2 separate regions of the Homo sapiens genome follow, and region 2 is linked to region 1. A link is an interaction called in ENCODE POLR2A ChIA-PET data of the cell type or tissue named here. Cell type or tissue: GM12878. All regions are shown on one strand. Links, peaks and the distances in the headings refer to the core of each region. The heading gives the core; the rest is flanking DNA. Region 1 holds the start of TUBG2 (tubulin gamma 2). Region 2 overlaps LOC102725238 (a long non-coding RNA gene).

What was found. Peaks named below come from ENCODE experiments on the same cell type or tissue, not always from the same donor. Only the 100,000 strongest peaks of a DNase experiment are listed, where the experiment ranks them.
Region 2: POLR2A ChIA-PET joins it to region 1 with 5 read pairs; 3 of 35 experiments call an interaction of 5 or more read pairs at or near these places.

What each region holds. Positions count from the first base shown.
Region 1 is chr17:42,657,493-42,660,294 of GRCh38, reverse strand. TUBG2 (tubulin gamma 2) reads right to left here and starts at 1,011. Exons shown (of 11, transcript NM_016437.3): 1 at 743-1,011; 2 at 349-461; 3 at 1-146. The coding sequence starts at 791. RefSeq lists enhancers at 795-864, 915-984, 995-1,054, 412-1,179. In GM12878, for the core only: no CTCF peak of the experiment used is centred there; no DNase peak of the experiment used is centred there; H3K4me3 peaks cover 1,312 bases; H3K27ac peaks cover 841 bases.
Region 2 is chr17:42,427,156-42,429,957 of GRCh38, reverse strand. All of the region lies in intron 2 of LOC102725238 (a long non-coding RNA gene), which reads right to left. Among named protein-coding and RNA genes, the nearest start is that of CAVIN1, 5.3 kb to the right of the region's middle. In GM12878, for the core only: a CTCF peak has its summit at 1,369; a DNase peak (open chromatin) is centred at 1,358.

The sequences.
Region 1 (2,802 bases), core at 74-2,573:
TTGTTGCCAGCTCCTCCTCCATGTTCCGACAGGTAGATGTTCTCTGGGTTGTAGAGCTTGGCATAGGGGGAGTTGAGGATGGAGTGGATCACCCGGGGTTCCAAGTCCAGCAGCACGGCCCGGGGGATGTAGTGCTCATCGTCTGCCTGTCAAGGGGAGTCCAGGAGGGGGCCCAATCAGCTAGGGCGGCCCAAGTCCGAAGTCCTCCCAACTCTGGCTCCCTCCGGCCCTCCCTCCTCAAGCCAGCCGCCTGGCCCTACTGCCCAGCGGGGTTCCCAGTACCAGGCCACTCCCTTCCCTTCCGCCCCCTTGGGCCACTGCCGCCCCCGGCCAAGTCGCTGGGGGCACCTGGTAGAAAAAGACGTCCTTGCGGTCAGTGCCCTCGGTGGCGAATTCCTCCACGATGCCCTCGGGGCTGATACCATGCTCGGCGCACAGCTGTTTCCAGAACTCGAACCCAACTGGGGGAGGGGGGAGATGCCCGGGTCTGCTGGAGCCTTAAGGCCTGAGGAGCCCAGTTTTAGTCTCAGAGGCTGACACGATCAGAGGGTGGACCCAAGATGCCTGGGTTTGGTAGCTGCCCCAGCCCCGGGCTGGAGGCGCAGCTCTCGGTCTGGGTTATCCAGAGCAGCAGGGCAGGGGGTTCATGGAAGGGAAAGGGGGACTGGTGGAAGCCAGGCACTTGGGTGGGACCCGAAGGGGCAGAACCAGAGACCGGCGGGGCCGGCGCTCGCTTGCTCACTCTGGTTGCCGCACTGGCCCAGCTGCAGGGTGATGATCTCCCGGGGCATCGCTCTTCAGACGTGGGCGCGCCAGCCCCGGCCTGGCGAGAGTCACGGCTGAGACGAATGCCCGGCAGCCAGGAGCGCAGGACGTGGGGAGCGCGCGCTCTCTTCGCCTCTTGACGCGGATGCTCGGTCTGCGCGTGTGCAGCGCAGGCCTCTCCTCGGCCGGTGGGCCGGGGAGCCCAACCTGGGCATCATTTTCTCCCTCAGCAGTCGCAGCTGGAATTCCGCACAGGCGCAGAGTCAGGCCACGCCCGCTCCTGCCCACCGCTCCGCGCCTGCGCAGTGAGACTCGTTGGGGGTGGCAGGGTCGGAACCTGGATGTGTTGGGGAGGAGAGGAACGGGGGAGGGGAGGAAAGGGGAGAAGCGGCCAGGTGGATGTGCTTGTCCACGTGTAAGGAGTCATCTACCTATATTGGTAGGTGAGGACACTGTCAGCTTTGCTAGATCAAAGGGCTAGAAGCCAACTTTTCTTCGTTTAAATTTCTGTTTTTTAATGGTGTTACAATACATACACATGTATGTTACCTTTTTATTTTTTAGAAGGGTCTCGCTCTGTCGCCCAGGCTGGAGTGCAGTGGCGCGATCATAGCTCACTGTAGCCTTGAACTTCTGGCTTAAGTGATCCTCCCACTTCAGTCTCCCGAGTAGCTGGGACTACAGGCGTGTGCTACCACGCCCAGCTAATTTTTAAATTTTTAAAATGTATTTTTATAGAGATGGGGATCTCACCGTGTTGCCCAAGATGGTCTTAAACTACTGGCCTCAATCAATCCTCCTGCCTTGGCCTCCCAAAATGCTGGGATTACAGGCATGAGCCACCACTCCTGGCCTAAATTTACCATTGTAACCATTTGTAAGTACTGCATACAGTTCTGTGGCACCAAGTACACTCACATTGTTCTGTAACCACCACCACCATTCTTTTCTAGAACTTTCTTATCTTCCCAAACTGAAACTCTATCGCGATTAAACAGTAACTTCCCCTTGACTACTCTAGGCACCTGATATGAGTGGAATTATACAGTATTTGTCTTTTTGGGTCTGGCTTCTTTCACTTAACATAATATCTTCAAGATCCTTCCATTTCGTAGCATGTGTCAGAATTTCCTTCCTTTTTACAACTGAATAATATTCCATTGTATAGATGTACCACATTTTGCATAACCATTCATCCCTCCATGGACATTTGGGTTGCTTCCACCTTTTGGCTATTGTGAATGTTGCTGCTTTGAATGTGAGTGTACAAATATCTGTTCGAGTCCCTGCTTTCAATTATTTTGGATATACACCCAGAGGTAGAATTGCTGGATCATATGGTAATTGTGTTTAATGTTCTGAGGAATCGCCATACGATTTTCCATGGTAGCTGCACCATTTTAAATTCCCACCAGCAATGCACAAGGGTTCAGTTAAATAAATTTTATAGGAGGCCATTGATTTGCACTGAGCTCCTGTGCTTGGCTCAACAGACCAAACCAAAATGGAGTCACTCACGCTAAAGTTCTATGTCACTAAGCAACACTAAGTTGTTTATCAAACCTTCAGAGGAATCAGGAGAGGGAAGGAAGAGCCAAAACCCCAAACAAGCCAGTGTGAGCCGGCATGATACGGAAGTCCTTTTACAAGAAAAGTAACTTTGAAAGGACCCATCTGCTTTTTTTCCTTCTGTTTCTATTTTTCTCTACCCTTTTTTGTCCATAAAAACTAACCTGTGCTTGACTCATCTGAACACTCATTCTATTTATTTTATGGAATGAAACGTAGCCTGATCTAGAATCACAAACACTGTAAATGCCACTTAAGATTTTTTTTTTTTTTTGAGACTAAGTCTCACTCTGTTGCCCAGGTTGGAGTGCAGTGGCATGATCTCGGCTCACTACAACCTCTGCCTCTCTCAGGTTCAAGCGATTCTCCTGGCTCAGCCTCCCTAGTAGCTGAGATTACAGGTGTGCACCACCACACCCGGCTAATTTTTTTGTATTTTCAGTAGAGACAGGGGTTTTGTCATGTTGC
Region 2 (2,802 bases), core at 6-2,505, 230 kb after region 1:
GCTGGGGGGGAGCTTTCAGCTGTGTCAGACACTATGCATCTGGCCAGGTGCAGAGTTTCACACCTGTAATGCCAGCACTTTGGGAGGCCGAGGTGAACAGATCACTTGAGCCCAGGAGTTCAAGAGTGGCCTGGGAAATATGGCAAAACCCCATCTCTACAAAAAAAAAAAAAAAAAAAAAATTTAGCCAGGTGTAGTGGCATACAGCTGTAGTCCCAACTACATGGGAGGCTGATAGGAGGCTCACCTGAGCTCAGGAAGTCGAGGCTGCAACAAGCTGAGATCGCACCACTGCACTCAAGCCTGGACAACAGAATGTGACTTTGTCTTTAAAAAAAAAAAAAATGCTGGGGGTGGCCAGGCGTGGTGTCTCATGCCTGTAATCCCAGCACTTTGGGTGGATCACCTGAGATCAGGTGTTTGAGACCAGCCTGGCCAACATGGTAAAACCCATCTCTACTCAAAATACAAAAATTAGCTGGGCATGGTGCTGTGTGCCTGTAATCCCGGCTACTCAGGAGGCTGAGGCAGGAGAATCACTTGAACCCGGGAGGCGGAGGTTGCAGTGAGCCAAGATCGCGCCACTGCAGTCCAGCCTGGCAACACAGCGAGACTCCGTCTCAAAAAAAAAAAAAAGGCCGGGTGCAGTGGCTCACGCCAATAATCCCAGCACTTTGGGAGGCCGAAGCAGGCGGGTCACCTGAGATCAGGAGTTCAAGACCAGCCATGGCCAACATGGCGAAACCCCAACTCTATAAAAATTAGCCAGATGTGGTGGTGGGTGCCTGTGATCCCAGGTACTTGGGAAGCTGAGGGAGGAGAATCTGGGAGGCAGAGGTTGCAGTGAGCTGAGATGGCGCCACTGTACTCCAGCCTGGGCAACAGTGAGACTCCGTCTCAAAAAAAAAAAAAAAAAAAAAAGGACTAGACTTGATTTATCCTCATTAAAGTCCCTAGCCCAGTAAATGGCTAGTGCGAAGTAGTCATGTTTTATTGAACAAGTAGATGGATGGAAGAATACGATAGAGCACCCTGTAAGATTCTAACTGCTGACATGTTGCATCCTGGTGTCCTTTTTCTGGGCCAAAGGGGTTGTTTGCTTTTACCTCACTATCCCTTTTATGGATTCTGTCTCAGTGGCTGAAAGCACACAATGGAACAGTGTGCCTTTCAGCAAGCAAATAGAGTGAGCAATGGAAAATGCAAACCAACAACCCTGAATGCAGGCAATGGCATGCTGAATGCAGTTACAAATGAAGAGAAACTGCTTATTTTCACTGGAATGGAGTGAAATGCTCTGGAAAGGACTGCTCTGCTCCAGTTTGCGGCATCTGTGCTGGTGGAGCTAGTACAATATGCCTCAGCATGCCCCCTGTTGGACTTAGCTGGCATTTAGTAAGAAAAGGAATGTGAGAGAAACTTGTTGATGCAGATTTTTCTCCAACATAGGCATGCAGGGGTAGGGCCCTTTTACAGAAATCATCCATTAAGGAGGCATTAAATGAGTCAGAGATGTATTCACTGGACTACCCCTGGGACATAACTTGACTCATCCACAAATTCTGACATTCCTGTTTGAAGAAGTGGTATAGAAATACTTTCCTGATGAGGCTGGGCACAGTGGCCCATTCCTGTAATCCCAGCACTTCAGGAGGCCAAGACGGGAGGATCACTTGAGCCCAGGAGTTCAAGACCAGCCTAGGCAACGTGGCAAAACCCCATGGCTGGGACTCTGTCTCTACAAGAAATTTAAAAATTAGCCAGGTGTGGTGGTGTGTACCTGTGGTCCCAGCTACTCTGGAGGCTGAGTTGGGAGGATTGCTTGAGCCCAGCAGTTCGAGGCTGCAGTAAGCCCTGATTGAGCAACTGCACTCCAGCCTAGGCAACAGAATGAGATCCTGCCTCAAAAGCAAAAAACAAAAACAAAAAAATCCCACTTGTCTTCAGCAACTCCTCCCCCATGAGATTTAAATTGTAATCTGTAAATGTCCATTGATAGGGAACTGGTTAAACAAATATAGTAGACGTATACATTGGAAAACAAGGCAGTTCTACATGTACTGATATGGAACTATCCATAAAACATATTAATAACTGAAAACAGGAAAGTGCTGAAATATATATATGTATGATCATATATGCAGAAATAGTCTATAGAAGATTCCGCAAGAGAATAGTAATAATAGGCTTGGCATGGTGGCTCACACCTGTAATCCCAGCACTTTGGGAGGCCGAGGTGGGTGAATCATCTGAGGTCAGGAGTTCAAGACCAGCCTCGCCAACATGGTAAAACTCCTTCTCTACTAAAAATACAAAAATTAGCCAGGCGTAGTGGCACATGCCTGTAATCTCAGCTACTTGGGAGGCTGAGGCATGAGAATTGCTTGAACCCGGGAGGCAGAGGTTGCAGTGAGCCGAGATGGTGCCACTATACTCTAGCCTGGGAAACAAGAGCAAAACTCCACCTAAAAAAAAAAAAGAGAATATAGTAATAATTGATGTCTCCTGGAAAAGAAACTAGTTGCTGGGATAGAGATAAAATTTTTTAGAGGCCGGGTGCTGTGGCTCATGCCTGTAATCCCAGCACCTTGGGAGGCCGAGGTGGGTGGATCACCTGATGTCAGGAGTTCGAGACCAGGCTGACCAACCTGGTGAAACCCCGTCTCTACTAAAAGTACAAAAAATTAGCTGGGCGAGGCCAGGCACAGTGGCTCACGCCTGTAATCCCAGCACTTTGGGAGGCCGAGGCAGGCGGATCATGAGGTCAGAAGATCGAGACCATGCTGGCTAACATGGTGAAAC